3 separate regions of the Homo sapiens genome follow, and all the other regions are linked to region 2. Evidence: chromatin contacts called from ENCODE Hi-C or POLR2A ChIA-PET data. All regions are on one chromosome and are shown on one strand. Each heading gives the region's core, a stretch centred on a gene start or an enhancer-like site at or near the end of the contact. The rest is flanking DNA. Distances are from core to core; before and after follow the strand shown.

The links. Hi-C counts contacts between places; a loop is a spot of excess contacts on that map. ChIA-PET counts read pairs that join two places held with the same protein, here RNA polymerase II (POLR2A). Pooled maps may share reads with other maps.
Region 1: a loop to region 2 is called in a pooled map, with 2.5 times the contacts of the local background. The contact joins two enhancer-like sites. A Hi-C loop is called at or near these places in 10 of 50 pooled maps. POLR2A ChIA-PET finds 5 or more read pairs at or near these places in 2 of 52 experiments (GM12878 and activated naive CD4-positive, alpha-beta T cell).
Region 3: a loop to region 2 is called in a map of K562, with 2.6 times the contacts of the local background. The contact joins the promoter of SPTA1 here to the enhancer-like site in region 2. A Hi-C loop is called at or near these places in 1 of 168 maps with a recorded cell type or tissue (K562).

What each region holds. Positions count from the first base shown.
Region 1 is chr1:158,950,842-158,953,541 of GRCh38, forward strand. The region is part of intron 7 of PYHIN1 (pyrin and HIN domain family member 1); the gene reads left to right. Among named protein-coding and RNA genes, the nearest start is that of PYHIN1, 21 kb to the left of the region's middle. RefSeq lists an enhancer at 1,824-2,700. Within about 2 kb of position 1,315, at least 3 of the 41 ENCODE cell types and tissues checked have a DNase peak (open chromatin) inside an H3K27ac peak, as active enhancers do.
Region 2 is chr1:158,818,396-158,821,095 of GRCh38, forward strand. It overlaps a transcript of OR6N1 not described here. Among named protein-coding and RNA genes, the nearest start is that of MNDA, 12 kb to the right of the region's middle. Within about 2 kb of position 1,321, at least 5 of the 41 ENCODE cell types and tissues checked have a DNase peak (open chromatin) inside an H3K27ac peak, as active enhancers do.
Region 3 is chr1:158,685,450-158,688,149 of GRCh38, forward strand. SPTA1 (spectrin alpha, erythrocytic 1) reads right to left here and starts at 1,266. Exons shown (of 52, transcript NM_003126.4): 1 at 1,045-1,266. The coding sequence starts at 1,068.

The sequences.
Region 1 (2,700 bases), core at 65-2,564, 130 kb after region 2:
ACAAAATTGTTGAAATTGTGAGCTGGCATAAGCTGGACCATTATCAGTTTTAATTTTTGTGGGCTGTCCCATAAGTGCAAAAGTTAATGACATCTCCAGTGGATTTTCCAGGAAGAACGTGTGCACTAATTAGATGAGTGTTAGTATCAACGGATACATGTACATATCTTAGTTTTCCAAATTCAGGGATGTGTGTAACATCTGTTTGCCATAACTGATTAGGTTCTAGTCCTCTAGGGTTAACACCTGTTGAAGGAGGAGATGTGCCTGTGAGCTCGAAATCTGGGCATTGTAGGATAATTTGTTTAGCCAGTCTCTGGGTAAGTTGAATTTGCTTAGATAAGTTTCTCCAATTTTGGTGGAAAAATTGATGCCATTAGGTGGCTTTGTCAAGCAGTGATGTCATAACCTGAATGTCTGCTTGTTCATTGCCATAAGCCAATGGGCCAGGCAGTGAGCTGTGGGCTGGAATGTGTGTAATAAAAATAGGATGTGTACGTTGATCTAGCAATTGCTGAAGTCAGAGAAAAACAGCATACAGGGCGGGCTCCAGAGTGGACTTAATTAGAGCTGTCTCAAGGTTCTGCAATAAATAGAGTAAGCAGAATCGCTAACTATATTGATGGGCTGAGTGGAAAAAGTTTCCAAGGACAATATCAGAGCCCCAATCTCAGCTCTCTAAGTGCTAGTAAACCCAGATCGAGTGATTGAATTACGTGGTCTCCACCAGACTAGCGCTTTTCCATGTTTACCCAAACCATCAGTAAACAGTGTTAAAGCATTAGGTGTGTGGGGAGTGAACTACTTTTGTAGTTAAAACATTTACTAGACTTTTTGGGAATGATGAAAATGGGTGAATCTCAAGGACTATTAAGAGAGTATCATCCATAAAATGAATAACCTTGCAATCAGGAATTTTTTTTTCTACTGGGGAGCAAAGTTTGCTCTTAATTGCTCCTTAACTAACTCATGGGCCTTTTGTGATTTTTCTCCCTTTAGAGGTTACCGTTTTACTTAAATTGGATTTGGAGAGAGTCACGTTAGGGGTAAGAGAGAGATAACAGTGGCCATTATTAGAAAGAAGTTTTTTAAATTTTAAATTTTTTCTTAAATCTTAGCATAGAATTATAATCTGGGATGTCGCTTGTATACAAGGAGCACATGAAATTTTGCTGTGGTCCGCCTGCGGAGCTGGAGAGCTAAGCAGGTGGGCCCCAGGGTGGTGGCTGCGTTGCGCTTGCCTAGGCGCCGCTTTTGCCTGTGTCGGTTTTTTTTTTTTTTTTTTTTCCTGTGCCGCTCCCTCCCGCTGCCTGTTGGGTGGACCTTTCTGCAAGTGCCTCCTGCCCCTCCCCAGCAGTCTAGCTCCTGCAGCTGGGCCTGGCTTCCTGTCGCAGCAGCTGTGCAGGCTGAGTTCCTAGGAGCATTAGCTGGCTGCGGATTTGTGAGCTTCCCCGCTGCCGAGCCTTTCTTTCTACCTACTGCTTGCTTGGCCGCACAACTCTGGCCTCTGATGCTTTTCAAAATCTTTTTATAAGCGTTAAAAAAAAAAAATGGGTTTATGATTGCCTCGTTGATCTTGCATTACTGGGCAGGTGAACGGCTCCCCTTTTAATGCCGCTTAAGACAGGGTTCCATACCTAGAGCATATCCCATTTTTTTTCCCATCTATTGGAGGAGGGAGCTCAGGCAAAACCTCCATTCATCTTTGTTATTTTGGCTTGGTGATATTGGGGCTGAGGGAAGAGGAAGTGGTAAGGCAGGTGATGGTTCCTCCTCCTTCCCCTTTTTAGGCTCTTCTGGTTGCAATGAACCAGAGCCGCTCTAACTAAAGCCCATAGCGTTAGGGCTGTTACTGGGACCCATTGCCCTTGAGCATAATGTTGTTTAAGATTTCTCCCAGAGGGAGGAGCCAAGATGGCCGAACAGGAATAGCTCCCGTATACAGCTCCCAGCGTAAGCGACGCAGAAGATGGGTGATTTCTGCATTTCCATCTGAGGTACCGAGTTCATCTCACTAGGGAGTGCCAGACAGTGGGCGCAGGTCAGTGGGTGCACGCACCATGCGCGAGCCGAAGTAGGGTGAGGCATTGCCTCACTTGGGAAGCACAAGGGTCAGGGAGTTCCCTTTCCGAGTCAAAGAAAGGGGTGATCGACGCACCTGGAAAATCGGGTCACTCCCACCCGAATATTGCGCTTTTCGGACCGGCTTAAAAAATGGCGCACCAGGAGATTATATCCTGCACCTGGCTCCGAGGGTCCTACGCCCACGGGTCTCGCTGATTGCTAGCACAGCAGTCTGAGATCAAACTGCAAGGCAGCAGTGAGGCTGGGGGAGGGGCGCCCGCCATTGCCCAGGCTTATTAGGTAAACAAAGCAGCCAGGAAGCTCGAACTGGGTGGAGCCCACCACAGATCAAGGAGGCCTGCCTGCCTCTGTAGACTCCACCTCTGGGGGCAGGGCACAGACAAACAAAAAGACAGCAGTAAACTCTGCAGACTTAAATGTCCCTGTCTGACAGCTTTGAAGAGAGCAGTGGTTCTCCCAGCACGCAGCTGGAGATCTGAGAACGGGCAGACTGCCTCCTCAAGGGGGTCCCTGACCCCTGACCCCCGAGCAGCCTAACTGGGAGGCACCCCCCAGCAGGGGCACACTGACACCTCACACGGCAGGGTACTCCAACAGACCTGCAGCTGAGGGTCC
Region 2 (2,700 bases), core at 71-2,570:
AATTTTCAGTGTCACTTCACCTGATCTTAATGAGAAGGGTTAGAAATCCCCCTATTGATGTAGTCAGTCTCTGTTCTGAATAAGCCAGGAACAGAGTAAGCTCATGCTCAAGAAGTAGGAGCTTGCTTGAGTGGGGAGGCACTCTAAAATATGAAAGAGCTTGATGAGCTCTGAAAAGCTGTAGCAATGTGTAGAGTCTGTACAAATTCTGTACATGGAGAGGAGAGATCAGAAGGCATGGGTACCTCTGCTCAGAGGCCCAACAATATGCAATGCGCCTGGGAATCTTTGAGCAATGTGTACAAAACAGGTCTTAAACATTTCCTTATCAGTTTGATCTGAGGCAGTTGCATTGAACTTCCCTATCCTTACCCAGTCTAGATTTTTTGCTTCCTCTTCCCTTTAGCCAAACAGTGGAGCCTTGGACCCATTGCTGAACTACCACTGTTATACATGGCCTATTTGGAGGACATGGGTACCTCAGTATCTCATAAAGAACATGAGAGCTAGACTTATCCAATGAGGCAAATCCTCCCACAAAACTTTTCTCCTAAGCAACTCAGGGGAATAGAACAAAGTGCTAACAAGTTTTGCTAAGGAGAAGGAAAACAAGCTGCTTAATTGAGCTGGGGAAGCTGGGGGAGAAGCAAGGGAACAGTTCCCAGGAGGGAGCTGGTGCCAGCTCAATGATTCACAGCCACAACTTCTGTAATTATCAACATTTTCTCTTCAGAGACCACCCCCTCCATGAGTTGTGGAGCAGGGAGCTTTGGGGAGGCTCCAGTTTTCTCCTCTTTCTCGCTCAATTAATGCTAATTGGGAACATGGGAATGTAGATCAGGATGTCAAAGAAATAGCTCTAAAATACAGTCCAGCTAGGAGTCCCTTCCCCAGGCCTGATTAGGAGGCTTTGCCTGAACCACACAGAAGGGCATCATTTCCTACATTCACAGGAGTCACTGTGGAGATGTAGATTGGAAGTCAGGAGGCCTGACTTTTAATCCAGGCTCTGCTACTAACCAGCTCTTGCACAAAGTGGGTCACACACATTCCTTGACCTTCATACATTTTAAAGTTTTTTTTGAACTATGATAAATGATGTTTTTCATTTTGATACCAGGGTAAAAGCATCAAGAGAAGCAGGTCAAGTTAGTTGCTTGACTCCTTCTTTAAAGGAAAACAAAACAATCCCACACACAAAAAGAGGAATGTATACCACGGGAGTTCCAAAAAAAGGTGTTGCCATACTTGTTTGTTCTTTCAGAGCATTTTTTAAAGTGTCATTTCCTTTTTAGGAAAAAAAAGCAGTCAGCTTATCTGCCTGTCTGCACATCTCAGCTTATCTGCACACCCATCCACATATACATAGTACTGTTTCTCATGACTCACTCTCAGACACTACTAAAAGACAAAACCACAAGCACAATTTTCAGTGTTGTTTATAATAGAACATACAGTCAAAAAACTTTGCGCCGAGTTCAGCTCGGTCAGGGAGACCCTAACCCAGCAGCACTAGAGGAATTAAAGACACACACACAGAAATATAGAGTGTGGAATGGGAAATCAGGGGTCTCACAGCCTTCAGAGCTGACAGCCATGAACAGAGATTTACCCACATATTTATTGACAGCAAGCCAGTCATAAGATTTGCTAAAAATATTCCTTATGGGAAATAAAGGGATTGGCTGAAATAAAGGGATGGGCTCTGGCTAGTTATCTGTAGCATGAACATGTCCTTAAGGCACAGATCACTCATGCTATTGTTTGTGGCTTAAGAACTCCTTAAGCAGTTTTCCTCCCTGGGTGGAACAGGTGTTCCTTGCCCTCATTCCGGTAAACCAACAACCTTCCAGCGTGGGCGTCAAGGCCATCATGAGCATGTCACAGTGCTGCAGAGATTTTGTTTATGGCCAGTTTGGGGGCCAGTTTATGGCCAGATTTTGGGGACTATTCCCAACAACTTTGAGTTTTAATTCCAATTCCATAAATCATCATTGTAAATTGTAGGGCAATGTAGCTAACCCTTTTTTGCCTCATTTGCAAAACTGAAAATAATACTTAATTGTAAGGTTGTTGGAAGAATTAAGTAAGATAATTTAAGTTGGCATATAGTAGGTGCGTAAGAAATAAAATCCAAATTTGTTGATTCCTATTATTGTTAGCATCATAGTTACACATATCATGCCTAATAGAACACAAAGACATGACTCCTAAATCCATAAGTATATCATTCCATTAAGAAGTTCAACAAAGGGCTAAAATCCCAAACAGTTTTTATTTGTGTGGAGTAAGAGTGCCCCTTCAGAAGTCCTGCAATTACTTATAGACCAAACTGCTTAAAAGTGGACAAAGCCACTTCTGAAACTTCCCTAGAGTCAATTCTCTTTGAGGATATAAACTTCATTTCCAACAAGGGCAAGGAGACCTCGGTGCTGTTTTGGCCATGGCCTGGAAAAAAAACCCAGCTAGAGATAATAAAATGTTTCAACGTATGCATACCAGCCTTCAGAAGTTATTGGGAAGAATCAGGGGATATGAAAAAGAACTGTGATTAAAGTCTGGCATAGAGAAGAAGTTCAATGAATACAAGTTCCTGTCTACTTTTAGCAGTAGCCAGACTACTAAAATCCTATCACAGGGCGATCACTTTTGATCTCACTAACAGGGCTGCTTACAAGCTCTAGTCTTCCTGGATGTTTT
Region 3 (2,700 bases), core at 16-2,515, 130 kb before region 2:
GATATCCTGAAGTTTCTAGGGACTATTGTCAGAAGAGCTGTAGTATATTTACGTAATTTTTAACCAGACATAGCTTCTGTTTAGGTTAAAAATTCTTGATTATCCAGAAGACTCTCCTCACTTTTTACATAAATTTGTGCTAGCATTTAAGTTCTATAGATATAATTATATTGGACTGATCATGGAGCAAGTTTAAATCAGCAAAATCACATAATTTCAGATAGATAAAAAGAAATATAATGTTATTGCTTTCAAGGGCTAAAAAGGTGTTGAGAAGTGCTTATTATTTTTAACTTAATTTAATAAATAATTAAGAATGGCTTGCAATTAATTTAGTTAATGATATATGCAACAGTTTGAAAATTTTGTTTCCTTCATACTTAAAAATAAATCTCATATATTTACTCTTTACTTGCTTTACTCACAAACACTATAAATCAAAAGTTCAGCTATCTTCTGCCCAATTGTCACAAATTTCAAATTATTAGCATGTCTGCAATTTATTTTTGAAATATAAAAACTTTTACTCTAAAACAATATATAAGTATCCTTTTCCCAGAGTGGGAGCCAACCTGTTTGTGACAATATCCAGCAAAATCACCATAGGGTTCACCTTCATTCTTCTGGATATGGATACCATTTTCCCTAGCTTACCTCAGCCAAAATGTTTAATATAGAGTTTAAATTTTAATCTCCCATTATTCCTCCTAAGTATAATTGCTACTCTGTGAATTGCCATTACTGGCATGGCTATAGAATTAGATCATTACATGGAGACTCACGTTGTTACTAGGTGTTATTTAGCTTCAATCTCCCTACTTATTCTCTCTGGGAACCGACTTAAGTCATTACTGGGTCTTGGTGCTGCACAGACATAAGCTCAAGGTTATTGTTCACAAAAAATAGTTAAAAGTAAAATTATCTATTTGTTAAAAGCCAAATAATTATTAATGTTCCTGGGAAAGATAGTATAGAAAGTTTAAAGGAAACATCTTTCCTAATAATATTAATGACAAATTGCATGGAAGAGAAATATGTACTTACGGTTTCCTTTGGAAATTGCTCCATTTTTCCTAAAGGTTTAGAACCTGGCAAGATAAAATGTGTCAGAGAGAGAGAGAGAGAGAAATAATTCAAATGGAACTGTCCAGTCGAATTCAAATAGAAATATAGAAACGTTAAGTATGTGGGGGAAAAAAAAAAACCTCTTGCTTGGTCCTAGAATCCCATCAGCCATACACAATCGACATTATCTTTAGAAGACATACTCAGCTGAGGCAACTGCTAAGTTTTACAGATACTGGGTGACTCAGCAGTTTTGGGAGGCTCTGGCTTTCAAAGTTACTCAATAAGACTTAAAAAATGAAAGTAAGGTTTTTGGATGAAAAATTAGAAAAAAAACCCCATATATTTATAGGAAATACAGCTCAACAACTTCATCCAACTCAACTGCAGATTTTTCACAGTCTTTAAGTCAACGAATTATCCTGGCTTTTTCTAGAGAGTCTTTCACAAAATAAGATTTTATTCCTAACCTCAACAATTTGGTCTTTAAAAATCTGATTTAGTTGTACTCTTAATCATTTAAATGGAAGGAACAAAAAAAGTTATATGATGTGTTCATTAATATTTTGTAAAACAAAAATTAGGATACCTTATTTGACAAACCAATGATGTCACAAAAAAGTTGAAAATATGGCTGACTTCTGATATATATGGTATAAATCATCCTACTGTATGTATTAATTTTAATGGAGAACAAAAAGAGGTAGACTTTTTCCATAGGCATAGTTATTTTAGACTAACTTACAAAAATGAAACAAACAAGCAAAAAGAAAATAGTGGGATGCTCTTAGACCTTTCTACAAGCCAGTGGGGCTATCCATGCCAAACTTCATTCCAGTGTAAATGCAGCTTGAATAATCTAACTTCCATGATCTACAAGAGAAGATTTTGATTCTACATTTGTGGTTTCCCCTGTTCTTGGATCTCACATAGAAAAACTGAGAGTCCTTTACATTCTCTTCTTGAAAGTCTGGATTACTTTACTTTTCCATATAGTTTCATTATATTCAAGTCAAATTTAGTAGTAAAGGCAGGAACATAATTTTAGAGACTGCACTATAACACATGCACTGAGGAATATTTGTCTGAAGTTGGGATAAGGAGAGGAAATTATTTTATCTTTAAGAGAAAAGAATCAACATCTATGAAATATTTATATATTAACATGATCAATTTACATTAATTTCTAATCTTTAAAAATTCTGTGAGGCAGGTATTATCATACCCGTCTTTATGTGAGAAAACAGTCCCTAAAAAACAAAGTTTCATTCTATGGTGATTTGGTTTGAAAGTATTTAAATAGTCAAATCCATATCAATATGATTATCATGGCACTCTGCTCCTTATTTTTTTAGTCAATCTTCTCTTAGTCCATCAACATTATTTGTTCTGTTTCCCTGTTCCAGAATCATCTTAGCAAGAATGCCAAACATGTGATAACCTTGTGACCAAAGAAATAGTATGGCCCATTGTGAATAGTGCCACAATATACATATGTGTGCATGTGTTTTTATAGTAGAATGATTTATAATCCTTTGGGTATATAGCCAGTAATGGGATTGCTGGGTCAAATGGTATTTATGGTTCTAGATCCTTGAGGAATTGCCACACTGTCTTCCACAATGGTTGAACTAA